Regions from separate parts of the Homo sapiens genome. Here region 2 is linked to region 1. A link is a contact called in ENCODE Hi-C or POLR2A ChIA-PET data. All regions are on one chromosome and are shown on one strand. The core of a region is the stretch at or near the end of the contact, and the rest is flanking DNA. Distances in the headings are between cores, read along the strand shown.

Region 1 (7,462 bases), core at 4,516-7,015:
TAAGAGAGAGAAGGGCCAAATGTTGTTGTAGCCAATGTTGCTTCAAAATATTGGGCTAAAGGCAGGGTTTGAATGTGCTTGGAAGCAGCCTGGTTCAATGGGTCAGGGCATTTTGATAAGGGTTACAGGTAAGGTAGAATGTGGTGGAATAGTGTGAAAAGCTTTCAAAAACAGTGAAAATCTGTCCAAGAAAATCTGCATAGGAGCTTTACTCTCCTTCTACTTCTTCTCAATTTTATTTTCCCTGGGTCCTTAGACCTTCTTTGGGGCTCATGTAAAGTGCATTCAGGCTCTAACAGATTCCCTATTCAAGAGGTTTCCCAGGGCAGAAAACAATAACAATGGTGACCATAATAATAATGATGGCAAACTCTCTGGCAGTACCTTCTATGTGACAGTGTTTTCTGTATATGAACTCACCTATCCTCACACCAACCCTATAAGGTAGGCATTTTCACTACTTTCTTTCTTTCTTTTCTTTTTCTTTCTTTCTTTCTTTCTTTCTTTCTTTCTTTCTTTCTTTCTTTCTTTCTTTCTTTCTTTCTTTCTCTTTCTTTCTTCTTTTTCTTTTTCTTTCTTTCCTTCTTTCTTTCTTTCTTCTTTTTCTTTCTTTTCTTTCTTTTTTTTTTTTTTGAGACAGAGTTTCACTCTTGTTGCCCAGGCTGGAGTGCAATGGAGAGATCTTGGCTCACGGCAACCTCCGCCTCCTGGGTTCAAGCAATTCTCCTGTCTCAGCCTCCCGAGTAGCTGGGATTACAGGCATGCACCACCATGCCTGGCTAATTTTGTATTTTTAGTAGAGACGGGGTTTCTCCATGTTGGTCAGGCTGGTCTCGAACTCCCAACCTCGGGTTATCTGCCCGCCTCGGCCTCCCAAAGTGCTGTGATTACAGGTGTGAGCCACTGTGCCCGGTTGGCATTTTCACTATTTTCATTTGACAAATGAGGACATTAAGGCACAAAAAGGTTAAATCACTTGTTCCAAGTTTACCTGGGATTAGAAGCCAGGCATTAAGATTCCAAAGATGGATATAATTGCTAGGGCAATTGGTAGAAGAAATGTTCCAGGACCTTCCCCTCCCCTCAACCTTAAACCCCTAGCTACCATAATTTACCACAAAAGCCTCTCATTTTAATAAAAATTTTCCAGCCCTATCCTATGCCCCATTAATTTTAGCCAGTATTCAATGCAGAGAAATAGCACTGCAATGAAAGCTCATGGGCCCAGCTGTTCCTTTAATAGACTTGACCTGAAGACCTGACGTAAAAATCAGTCCTGCTGTCACCTGGTTGAGGCCCTGCTTTGTTTCTGCTAACTAGTCTGATTTCATTGTCACTCATAATCTCTCAATGTTTGTGTCTTTTCTTTTTTTCAACTCTAAATACTTTTATAATTTCACCATGAAAAATCTCCTTTCATGGTGCATTCCCCCCAGATAGTGGTAACCTTTGAAACACACACTGACAACATTCCTAGACCTTCGAATATAGTTAATACTCACTTCAGGCTGAAAGGAATTTCTTATCAAATTAGGGTCTGTGATGACGGTGACCGTTTCTGCACTTTTATAATAGCTTTCATCTGAGGCCTATAGGACACTGTGTAATGTTAATTAGGCCCCTGTGAAGCAGAGAAGGGCACGGGGAAGGTGCAAGGATGGAAATTAACACTGTGCCAAGTACATAACATAAGCCAGAAGTGATACTTCCTTTTCATGTTTTCCATTTTCATCTTCTTAGTGTTGACATGCCCAGAGGACATTAGCATTGGTGACTGATCTGGTTTCCTTGCCCTCTTTCTTCTCTGGTTTAAAGTCTCAGCTATGGCCACTTGCCCTCCAGGCCCATTCCTGTGGTCCTCTGGGTCTCACCTCTAGGCTGCAGAAGAAGTTATTTCCTCTCCCACCACCCTTCCTCTAGTGAAGAGAAGGGTGAGTTTGTCCCCAGGATGGTCTAACCATACCAGTCATGGGAGGAAAGAGAATAAGGAAGGGATTCCATGTGACGAGAGGGGATCCCAGCCAGTGGCTGGCCCAAGCTGGTCCCATTAATGTAATACCTTGACTCATCCCAGGCAAAACCCTTCTCCATCTGGTGCTTATGGTGTGATCCTGAGGATGCCATGTTACCTGTGATCCACTTCATGTTAGGCAAAATGAGGGAGGTTGTGGTTTGAGGGTTTCATGGAGGTTAGGAACCTCCAGGTATGTAGGGTGGCTGAGACATTGAGACACCCCAGTAAAGAAGGGGAGATAAAGCCTGCTACACACCTGGCCTGGGAGCTGGGGAGGGCATGGTTTATGATGAGGGGTGTGAGAACCAGGAAAACCAAGCAAGTACCCAAGATCAGGGTCAAGGTCAAGGTTAGGTCAGAGACTAGAAATGCAACACAGAGTAGAATCACCCAAATAGACCACTGGACTAGCTCTGTGGGAAATAGTTCAAAGTTTTTCAACATGGAAGAGCAATGTAGCACTCTGTAGAAGGCCAGAGGATCATATAATAAGGAGAGTTTGGTGTGGGAGCAGAGCTTGACCATTGTTATTCTTTGAGGAAAATCTTGAGCTGGTTCCATTTGCCTTCAATTGTAGACTCAGAAACTTTTCCTTCTATGGCACTACCTTGCCACGTACACAAAGGCCCCATCCTCCTTCTTGGGGGCTTACAAGCACCATGAGATATTGCATATTAGGTTGACCGCATGGAATCAGTCTTCTTAACTGCAACATAGCCAGGTTTGGAGGCAAAGACAGTTGTTATTCCTGCTAAATGGTCAGTGAGGAAAATGCCAACAGCCCTCCTAGGAAGTCCTCACTGGATGCCAAAGGACAAGACAACCAGTGCAGCCCCGATGCACCGGTGGTGCACAGGCTCATGTGAGTGGATACTGCGTTGTCCATGGATGCTGGGTCTGCTCATGCCCCTGGAGTTTCTTCAGATCTGACCTTCTCGCCCCAGTCCCCATCAGTTCTCCTCCCCACTGGATATCCACAATCCTTGAAGCTCAGGTGGTAGGACTAGTAAGGAATTTGGTTCTCACTCACAATACTTCTGCCCAGTGTTTAATCCTTTCTGAGTCTTTTCCATTTCTCTAATGAACTAAGCTTTTGAAACTCCAAAGTCAGGAAGTCTTTTCCCGGTTCTGTTTTCCACTGTAACATCCTTTCTCTGAGGCAGTCAGTGCAGAAGAGCCCAACTGCTTCAAAGGGCACAGGGACCTGGGCAAGCACCAAGGAGAGAAAGGAAACATTGGGGTTGAAGGAAAGCATTGGTTCATACAATACAAGGAGGTTAAAATATTTTTCTCCCACAGATCTCATTTCTGAGAGGCTGATTTTAAGTTGGTTGTCTCACTTGCGTGGAAACACTCTTTCTATCTACGTGGCTTTTGGCCCGTCTATTGACATCCATATTTAGAACATCAGTTGGGTACCCAAGGATGAGCATGAGTGGGGCAGAGGCGGGTGGCTCCCATCAAATACAGCCCAGGGGGTCAAGAAGCAGGGAGCTCTGGGAGCACAGATACCTCATGGGTCCCCTAGGACCCACAGGGAGGAAGGAGTCTGGAACATTTTGTCCTGCCTGCAAATATCCTCACACAACACAAGAACCACAGGCAGCCACCATGGTTGCAGTGGGTGTGAGGAGCTGGAGTTCCTAAACAAGATGGGGCAGGAGCATGACCTCTTTGGTCTTAGTCAGGACCCTGGATTGAGGATAATGTGACCTGGGAAAACCAGGACCCCACTAGGGTGGAATCAAAATGCTGTTTCTGCTTCTTGTGCTCTTGAGGGTAGTTGGAAATGGATTGTTTCAGGGCTCCATCTAGCAACTGCCCAGTTTCTGAGTCTAAGCTCCAACACGAAGTGTTGACATTGAGTAGGAAGGTCCTTCTGTTTATGGAATACTGTGGTTTATGTAATTCCTATGTTTAAGCTTTTTCTCTAGGTAGTAAAATGATTGATCCCCTCAAAATAGAATCATCTGGGGTTGTTTTTAGATGAAATAAAGCATCTAGACAGACCCTGATTTTTGTTCAAATTGGCTGAATTGGCTGAACTGGGTTAAGTGGAAAATACTAGGTCAACCACAAGCCCACTATGAGTCTTGAGAAATGGACTTAGCTTCTGTCTGGATCCTGTATTACCCTGCCTGAAACATATGCTCTAAGGCAGCTGTGAAAGGGAACTGTTTTGATTTATGTGAGACCCTGAGCGAAGGATTTCAGTTCTCTGAGTGTCCACGCCATTGATGGTACATGCAAACTACACACACTACACACAAACACACACCACATTCACACACACTACACACACACACACACACACCACATTCACACACACTACACACACACACCGCATTCACACACACCACACACACACACCACATTCACACACACACCACATTCACACACACTACACACACACACACCACATTCACACACACTACACACACACCACATTCACACACACTACACACACCGCATTCACACACACTACACACACACACCACATTCACACACACTACACACACACACCACATTCACACACACTACACACACACAGCACATCCACACACACTACACACATGCACCGCATTCACACACACTAAACACACACACACCACATTCACACACACACACACCACATTCACACACACTACACACACACACACACACCACATTCACACAAACTTGTTGGAGTCAGTCAAGCCCCACAGCCCTAAAAGGCACTTCACAAAAGGGTGAATGAGAAGAGAAAGCAAACCTGAGATTCTGTGGGGCAATTGACACCAATCCCCCGTCCCAAACATCCCCATTTAAATGTGATTAATTTGCAATTCTGAAAGATGTCATTTGTGTCAATCCAGGAACGCATTCATTTTGGGGTGAGCGGAAATGTCCCCAATTTCTGGTGGTAGCGGATACATCTGAAAAATGGAATCGAATCAATTTTGCTCCCGAGAGGGACAGGTGGAGGACTCCTATTTCCTGCCAATTCAGTTGGAAACAATGAGGAGAGAGGAAAAAAAATGGAGCCCTCCCTTCTCTTTCTGGCCTTAGACATGAACTCCTGATAAGATCCTGGAAAACAGGCAGCGTTTTTAACAGCCGGTTGCCCTCTTCAGCTGAGAAAACAGCACGAGCCAAAACTAGGAACCGGGGCCACCTCTATTGTGAATGTGGCCAGGCTGACTTATTGTCGCCAAACAGCAAATCATGAAATGACTGAGATAAGGAATATAATCACATTTTCACATGAACCTTACATTCTTACCTCTTCTATAGGAAAGGATATCCCTGCAGGAAGGAGGAAGGTGGGGCCTGCCCATGTTCTGCAGCAGGGCTGGGACTGCATTGTCCAGGCTTTTGTAGGGACACAGGAAGAGGGTACGGAAGTTTCTACAGGAAAACAGAGAAAAGTTCAAACATAAACAGCATCCAAAAAAATTTACCAACAGCAAACTAGATTTCCTCTTTGGGCCTCCCATGCTTCCATGCACCCCTGGACTGGCAGATTTTAATCTTGGATTCTGTTCACCTTGGTAACCTCCAGCGCGTGTGATTATGCTGTTTCCCTACTTATTAAGTTAAAAGGATGTGTTTTCTATGGCAATGGAGACAAAAACAATCTCTTTCCAGAGACTGTATCCTGGCCTGGCCGGAGACTGTTCTGTCTTTTCCATTTGTCATTTCTGGGGAGGGCATGAGCTTTCCTGAAGTTCCGTGTGTGATAGGGCGGCTCCCTTTCAGGAGCATTTGAACAAAAGCTGAAAGTGGCTACATCATTGCTTCCCACGAGGCAGGGGTTTGGTTCGGCTCCCTGGTTTCAGCCAGAGATGAGCTTTGAGAAACTCAACCATAAGGGACACAAGAAATGTATCCTCACTCCACCCCCAAGTAACTAGTGAGGGCTGGAGTTGTCCCTTTCCACCCCGCTTGCCGTCTGTCCTCCCACCCCCCAGGGCTCAGAAGAAGCTGCCACAGGAATCTCGGCTGCCCACCCTGAGGCCGCACAGCTCTGGTTTTAGGGTTATGAAAACCACGGCTCTAACAGGGAGAATTCCATCACTAAATCTGAAAGAAGAGGGCCTAGATGAAACCAGGGAGCAGCTTTGGGGACTCACGCCACCTTATGCCTCGGCCTTGTGTTTTAAACCAAGTCGTTCCTTTCTGCCTCTGGTTACATAGATAGGTGACAAAAAAAAAATTATAGAAAAATGTTATCAGATTCCCTGGTTTTGGGAAGAGGGGCGTGAGGGAAAAGGCCTTCTCAAGGGCAAACTTTGAAATGTAAGAAGTTTCTCTCCACTCTTCTTCCTGACTGAAAGGCTTCACATTGGCTAGGGATCACAGAAGTCACTTCCACACTCGCTGTAATGGGGACTGCCAGGCACTAAAAGGAGCATCCGTCACCTCTCAGATGGGGCCAATCACACATTTCAGGAGCAAACAGTTACAGTTAGTAGACAGATTTCCTAGACACTTGCCCTTATGGGAAATTAAAGTACCCCCTACCCCCCTCAAAATAGCTCATAAGTCTAAGGATCTTCCCCAGCCCATCAGAGGATGGAGTTCTGAGTGGACTGTGCTAGATTTTTAGGGGATATCTTTTTCTGAATTGCTTTTTCCAGAACGAATGACTTCCATTATGTTCAGCCAGGGACCAATTTTTCACTTAAGTATGTAAAGCAAAATATGACTTTTTCCCTGGATATGTTACAACAGAAAGCTTTCCTGACAGCTGCCAGGCAGGTGATTAAAGCGTATTATATAAAAGCCCAGGTACAAGTAAGAGGGTGACCTTGAGTTCTCAAACCAGTGTAAAATGCTATTTAAGATGGATTCAGAGAGCTCTGCTGTGTGTAAGGAATGCCTGCATTTTCAGAAAACAGCAGATGAAGACTCATTCATGCAACACACACGTATTGAACAGCTGTTGCCCTCCAGCCCTACATTCATTCATTCATTCATTCATTAATGCATTCATTCATTCATGTGTTCATTCATTTATAGAAGGTGCCAGGCACTGAGTTACATTTGAAGAACAATCAGGGGTGATTTTCAACACATGTAACAGGAAGGCTTTCACCCTAACTCACCAGTTTTGTTTTTCAGGGTTTCAGGAGGACTTTGGAGATATTGCTGGGCCTGTGCTGGAGGCCCTTTGCTCCTGTGTCAGGTGTTAACCCTTGAGTCACTTGGTGCATTTTGATATTTTAGTAACCACTACAGCTTGCCAGCTGGCTCAGTCCTGAATACAGTAATATACAAGTCCTTGATCTCTGGAAGCCAGCATTTTAGAGTCTGCTACATTTCCAGAAAAATAAGCCTGAGTCCCAAGCTGACCTGAGCCCAAAGTCCTGCATGGGCTTCAGGAGGTTCTCAACTCCCATGAAAAGGAGGCAGCAAGGGCCCTTCTAATCCAAGGCTGAGCATCAGATGGAGCTTGAGCGAGCCAGG
Region 2 (6,896 bases), core at 357-2,856, 46 kb after region 1:
TGCGCGCGGGCGCACGCACACACACACACACACACACACACACACACACCCCGAGTGGGAGGTCCAGGGGCACCGACTTCCAGAACACGCAGCTTCTCAACGGCCCACTTGTATCGAGAACCACCCTTGCTTATTTAGTGTTGGGTGAACCTTGAACCTATTTAAACCACGATACAGATCTTTGAAAGGAGGGCACTGGTTAACAAAATGGTGGATGGGGTGGATTCAAAGATTCTTTCTTGAAACAACCCAACTGGAGCAGCTGGAGACACAGATGAGGCAACACCAGAAATGAACAAGGAAATGTCCTGATTTGATTCCTAGTAGGAATGTATTTCCCACGCATTACAATGAGACGTTTCCCTTAGCAGCAGTGAAGTGTGCATATGAGAAAAGAAGCCTCTACTGGGGGCATATGCGCGTTGATTAAGAACCTGGACTTTGGAGCCAGATGCCCCTGGATATGAGGCTCTGTTGGCCCATTTTACCCATGTGGCCATGAGTGTCTTATTTCACCTTTCGAAGTCATAGTTCCTCGTGGGCACAGCCAACTGAGAGTATTAAATTTAGACAGCATGTATAAAGCACTCAGCACAATTCCTGGTACATAGTAAGTGGTCATCAAATTTAATTGCACTAAAAAGAAAAGCTCCTATTTAATAAAGTAATGGATTTCTTTAGGTATGGGCGCTGTTCTTCAGAATTCCATGGGATCTCAGCATTGCTGGTGGTGGAGGATATATTAATAGCTAACGTTTTCTTAGAACAGTGCTCTTAATTTGAAATTTATAAGTTATTTTTAGAGTTTTATAAATCCTGGTGAAATTATGTGTATTTTGTATAGCTGTATATTTTTCCTAGAGAATTTTAGATTGTCAGAAAGGTCCATGGACCAAATATGTGAAGAGGAAACTGCCCTGGGGATGTCATTGTGTGTTTGTGTGTGTGTGTGTGTGTGTGTGTGTGTGTGTGTGTGTATCAGTTTTATGTATGTGAATATATTTTAGGTTGAATATATGAGATTGCTGGTATTTAACTAGTTTTGATCTCTAAAAAGAATAATTTCTTACAGTTCAACTTAATAGTTGTGATATTATGAAACAATTTGAAATATATCACAATGTGATATTTATAATGAAATATGATTGTAGCTTATTTTTGTACGTTATTTATCAAAGCCTAGCAAGTTAAAATTCATCAGGCAGCCTTGGACCACTAGTAACCATATTTACCTAAAATAACTTGTGCTTTTCCATTGACCTTAATCACAGGAAATACAAAATAAAAACTTTTCTGTGTCCAGTATTATGAAACAGTCTTTAATTTTCATTGTGGATTTATTAATAGCTTTATTACATCTAATGAATCATTTTTCTGATCCAAATGACTACTGTTTAGGAGAATCTGCTTAGTATTTTTTCCCTGTTGAATTCACAATGTTAATTACTTTGGGGAGGAACAAAAATTCTGAGTTTTCTTGGGCGATAAGAACCTCAGTGTTGTTTCAGAAGGCAGAGTTGGGCTGCAGTACTGAAGGTTAAAACAGAGCTAAAACACAAGACAAAATGAAACCAGAGCTGCAGTGACAAAGTGGGACAGATGTAGGAGGCCAGGTTTCCTGTGGCCCATTTTCCAGTTTCCTGCCTGCAACCTGCAGAAGAAGAGGAAGCTGAATGTTACCAAGTATGAGAACTGCGGGACGTGCTTCAAGCTAGAATTAAGAGAATGCAAACAACACAGGCAACAAAAACAATTGCAAAGAAAGTGAATGTTCAGGTTTTAGTCCAAAAATGTCTGGGAAGGAACAGCCCATCTGTTTAAAGAAAAAGCATTGTCAGCAGAGCTTGTCCTTCCATGTGAGACTCTGAGGGGGCCTAGGGACTGCCTCAGGTTGTAGGAACCTCTGTTTTTTATAGCCCCACTCATCTTTCAAGACATGGTCTGCTGTTTTAATACAGAAGGTTACCTGAAAAGATTTTCCCTGCAATTCCCAGGACTTCTAAATCTGTTTCCTGGGGATGTTGTTATAGGGGGGAGGTGGATGTGGTTAACCAAGCAGCTCTAATGAACGGCAGCCTCAATTTGGGAAGGCCGGGTGACCAGTTGGCTGCTTTGATCTAGGAGGCTTATATTCCTTTAACCACCCAATAAAATTTTTGTCTGATGTTTTCAAAGAAGAGATTAAATGAAGATGTGTGTGTGTTGAAGACTGCATAGTGCACACTCTGTGTGGCTACCGGTGAGCCACGTGGCGGGATACAGGACTCAAAGAAGATCACACTGGAGAAGGGAGTGAGTTCATCTTTCTCGCGGGGGAGGGGGAAGCAAAATAAAATTATTTTTTCTAGGCTCTTTAGCTCATTTTGGAAGAGTCTGTGAAGTCAGATCTTACAATACCCATCTTAGAGAAATCGAGAGCCAAAGAAATTGTGATTCATTACACACCTTTTAATTGAGTACCTATTGTTTGTCAGGGGCTGTGTTGGAAGTGCTGGGTAATGCAAGTGAAATGATGGCTAAAAATAAATAGCTGTTTATGTGTTGTGGAAGGCTTCATATAAGGCATATACGAAGGGGGCATAGAAACCTTGTTGAAGGTTTAAAACATATATAAGCCTTTGGCGCAGTGCCATGCTTTTTCCACACACCATCTCATTTAAATTGCCTTGCTGCTTTGTGCTACAGAGAAATAGGGTGTGCTTCTGGGACAATCAGTTATTTCTTTACCCTGCAGATTGACCACCTCTTCTTCTCTAAGCCCAGAAAGAACAAACTCTATCCCAGGAATCTTAAAAAGTTTTGGACTGTTAGGGATCAAGAGGTACCCACACGAGGCAGCCTTGGATGGAAATAGGCCCTTTTCTGTCTTACTGTGGGCCCGCTCTGAAAATGTAGGATAACATAGGGCTGGGTTGTATGGTGGTTATTAGGGTGGGGTGCGGTGAATTCTGTGGGAAAAAGTCGAATGGTTGTAAGACATTTTCTCAGCCAGTGTTAACGAAGCCATCATTTACTACTCACCCATATAAAAGTCACTGACAAACCAATTGAGTTACTTCTAATTTAGCCAGAGACAGCATAGTTCCAGAAGGAAAGAGGGGTGTTCCTACACACAGTAAATTGCATATGTTGTTATTTCAGTGGTTGTCAGTGATTTCCTCTGAAAAATCTCTCTTTTTTTTTGTTTTGTTTTTGAGACAGGTTCATGCTCTGTTGCCCAGGCTGGGGTGCAGTGATGTGATCACAGCTCACTGCAGCCTCAAACTCCTGGGCTTAAGTGATCCTCCTGCCTCAGCTCCCCAAGTAGCTGGGACTACAGGTATGTGTCACCACATCCAGCTAACTTTTGTGTTTTTTGTGGGGATGGGGGTCTCGTGTTGCCCAGGCTGGTCTTGAACTCCTAGGCACAAACTGTCCTCCCTCCTCGGTCTCCCAAAGTGCTGGGATTACAGACATGTAATCCGTTCATTAAAAACCCAGTAATCCTTGCATTGTGCTAGATATTACATTGTGCTAGATATAACATGTACAGGCATGTAATCCCAGCAACCTTTCTCTTTCCCAAGATGGAAGAGTTATTTAAAAAACATTGCAGACTGGGCCAGACACGGTGGCTCACGCTTATAATCCCAGCACTTTGGGAGGCCGAGGTGGGTGGATCACCTGAGGTCAGGAGTTTGAGACCACCCTGGCGAACATGCTGAAACCCTGTCTCTACTAAAAATACAAAAATGAGCCGGAGGCAGTGGTGTGCGCCTGTAGTCCCAGCTACTCGGGAGGCTGAGGCACGAGAATCACTTGAACCTGGGAGGCGGAGCTTGCAGTGAACCGAGATCACACCACTGTGCTCCAGCCTGGGCGACAGAGCAAGACTCTGTCTCAAAAAACAAAACAAAACAAACAAACAAAAAAAAAAACAGCAAAAACCATTGCAGACTGTAAAGAGTAAGTAAATAGGTGAGCAATACCTACTTTTGTTTACCTTTTTTAAAATGAACAATTTGTAGATATTCACAGAATGCAAATACTTGTTAATAAATGAAAAGCTTGGGAGACATGAAGTTGGCCTCATGCCTTTTTTATACACAGTGATAATGATCAAAATAATTTAAATGTCCTTTGAAAATAAATTTAATAGTCTTCCAACTCACAGAAATAATAAAAAACTTCAGAACTTGTATAAGTTTTTTTTTCAAATATTATCCTTATTTACTTAATACCTTACACTTACTCTGTGCTGAGTTATTGCAGATCCCTAATAATATAAAATGTTGTCTTCCAGTTCTTTGACTGAGGTACAGGGTTCATTTTCTATAATGAAATGGCTACTACCCTTTGTCTTAGACAATGATAGTATCATGACATGGAAATGCATAGCAGATACTGGCAGAGGAGTTGAACTCAGCAGAATTTTCAGTAAGAAGTGTTCAAATCCATCTTCATTTCTCTAACCATGCAAAATTTAACAAACGAAAAAAGACATGGGTACCTCATGAGCACCTATTTTGTTTATTCCTTACCCAGAAGTTTTTCTCCTTTTCTTGGGCTCTCATTGCCTTTTTTTTTTTTTTAAGTTGCCTCGTTTCTTATTTCCCACCACATAGAAGCTTAAGAAAATCAAAGCTAATTCTGCCCCCTCAACTCCCACCTCAGTAAAAATGAAACAAGGAACATGCAAAGGGAAGTGCTAGGTTGCCATCAGTAGAAAGAAGAACAAATAAGTGGGCATTTCGACTTCTAAGAATGGAGGCAAAAACCTCATACTTTGCATAAGGGGTCTGTGCGGCCCTTGCTCACATTAAGACGTCGGGCGCCACCTTGTGGCCGACAGGAAGGAGGTCAGCTTCCAAGAAGAGGCCAGTAGCTTTTCGGTGACAGAGGCAGGAGGCAGCTGGGACACCTGAAGCTGGGATCGTGTCATGTGACCTGACAGCTCTCACGTAGGCGGAGGCGGGCACAGCGTAATGAGAATGATCAATATTTCTGTCAATAGCATCTTTCTTTTTGAGGCTCCGTCGGATTAAAGAATGAATCAAAGTTAAATAAAAACATGGGAAAGACTAAAGAGGGACATAAAACCTTTTTTTTTTTTTTTTTTTTTAAAGAGAGATGGTCTCGCTCTGTCACCCAGGCTGGAGTGCAGTGGTGCAATCACAGCTCACTGCAGCCTCTACTTCCCAGGCTTAGGCGATCCTCTCACCCCAGCCTCTTGAGTAGCTGGGTGGACAGGCGCGGACCACCAGACACAGCTAATTTTTGTATTTTTTGTAGAGATGGGGTCTTACTCTTGCCCAGGCTGGTCTCGAATTCCTGGGCTCAAGCGATCCACCCACCTCGGCCTCCCAAAGTGCCAGGATTACAGGCGTGAGCTATCACGCCTAGCCTCAAAACTGTTTTCATAACTGCATTCTTTAAGTGCAAAAAGCTGAAAACAGAATAAGGGCAGAAAATAATCACTCAGAGTCTGCAAAAATGTCCCTCCCCTCTGTGCCAGAGGTCAAGCGTTTTACTCTCGGCCTCTCTACTCTGTGTCTTTTGCCCTGACCAGCCCGTGAATGCCCTCCTGTAGGGCCCCATCTGCAGCGGCTATGAGCGGTGTTGTCATCATTGTCCCTTGGCTTGTCATTTAGAACATCTTTCTTTCTTCGCTATCTGACCCAACAGCTCTCATGTACTTGACTCTCCTTCCTGCTCCAGAGAAACCACATAGATGGGAGCCGAATGTACCCCAGGGAAGGAGAGAGCCCCAGGGACCCTCTTTGCTGAGGTCACACAGCTTGGAGGCCTCAGGGTCAGCATTTAAACCAGTGTTTGTTAAGCTGGAGTCGGAGAATCAGTGCCCTAGCATCTGAGTTTTCTGCAAGCATTTACGATTTTTTGTGCTTTCATATTTGATGATAGACTACAAAACAGAAGCATACTCCAAGTCACCTTATAAACCACAGTCGCCATGTGGCTGAAGAGTCTCCCTGGATTTCAGTGCCTGTGTGGGGCTCATTGCCTAATGGACAAAGAGCCCAGGTGGGTGCTGTAGCTACACAATGCCTTCTAGCCTGGTGAAGGCCATGTGACTCCACAGCAAGCTCTGTGAGGAGGATTCCCTGTAGCTTAAAAGGTAATTGTAGTTAACATTTAAATAGCACTTACTTTGCCCCAGGTGTAGTTTAAGTGCATTATTAGTAACTTCTGTAACTCTTACAACAACCCTGTATGATATGATACTTTTATCATATCAGTCCCATTTTACCTATGAGGATACTGAGGCACAGAAAGGTTAAGTAACTTCCCCAAAGTCCCACAACCAGACAGGACGAGTCTTTGCTGTTGAACCCAGAGAGTCAGGTGCCAGAATCTGCGCTTACCTTCCAAATAGACAAAAGTGCTTCACTAGCACCTGCTTTGAGTTATAGAAAATAGCTAAACAGCTGGATGCGATGGCTCATGCCTGTAATCCCAGCACTTTGAGAGGCTGAGGCAGGAGAGTTGCTTCAGGCCAGGAGTTGGAGACTCCTGAGCAACATACAGAGATGGTCTCCACAAAAAATTAAGAAATGAGCAGGGCGTGGTGGCACATACCTGTAGCCCAAGCTACTTGGGAGCTAGAGATGGGAGGATTGTTTGACCCCAGGAGGCTGAGGCTGCAGTGAGCCAAGATCGTGCCACTGCACTCCAGCCTGGCTGACAGAGTGAGACCTAGTCGAAAAGAAAAGAATTATGCTTCAGTGAAAAACTGCATTCTTGACTCTAGAGAAGACTCCCTCCGGATGATGTGATTCTGATTTTTTGGAAGGTATTTTACAACGTTGTTGACTATAGGTAACTGATCATGAAATAATTCTCGTCTATAGACAGCCAAATTCTGTCTTACAGAGTGCCATTGACTCCCACCCCTAGTT

Evidence for each region. Hi-C counts contacts between places; a loop is a spot of excess contacts on that map. ChIA-PET counts read pairs that join two places held with the same protein, here RNA polymerase II (POLR2A). Pooled maps may share reads with other maps.
Region 2: a loop to region 1 is called in a map of endothelial cell of umbilical vein, with 7 times the contacts of the local background. The contact joins two enhancer-like sites. A Hi-C loop is called at or near these places in 13 of 168 maps with a recorded cell type or tissue (CD14-positive monocyte, CD4-positive, alpha-beta T cell, Right ventricle myocardium inferior and 5 more) and 18 of 50 pooled maps. POLR2A ChIA-PET finds 5 or more read pairs at or near these places in 15 of 52 experiments (CD4-positive, alpha-beta T cell, CD4-positive, alpha-beta memory T cell, GM12878 and 10 more).

What each region holds. Positions count from the first base shown.
Region 1 is chr12:96,160,031-96,167,492 of GRCh38, forward strand. LINC02452 (long intergenic non-protein coding RNA 2452) reads right to left here. Exons shown (of 3, transcript XR_945239.3): 2 at 5,277-5,401; 3 at 1,808-3,218. Among named protein-coding and RNA genes, the nearest start is that of LINC02452, 8.7 kb to the right of the region's middle. RefSeq lists a silencer at 6,261-6,555. Within about 2 kb of position 5,766, at least 4 of the 41 ENCODE cell types and tissues checked have a DNase peak (open chromatin) inside an H3K27ac peak, as active enhancers do; they include endothelial cell of umbilical vein, where a contact is called at or near this core.
Region 2 is chr12:96,210,550-96,217,445 of GRCh38, forward strand. The region is part of intron 1 of ELK3 (ETS transcription factor ELK3); the gene reads left to right. Among named protein-coding and RNA genes, the nearest start is that of ELK3, 20 kb to the left of the region's middle. RefSeq lists an enhancer at 1-75. Within about 2 kb of position 1,607, at least 5 of the 41 ENCODE cell types and tissues checked have a DNase peak (open chromatin) inside an H3K27ac peak, as active enhancers do; they include endothelial cell of umbilical vein, where a contact is called at or near this core.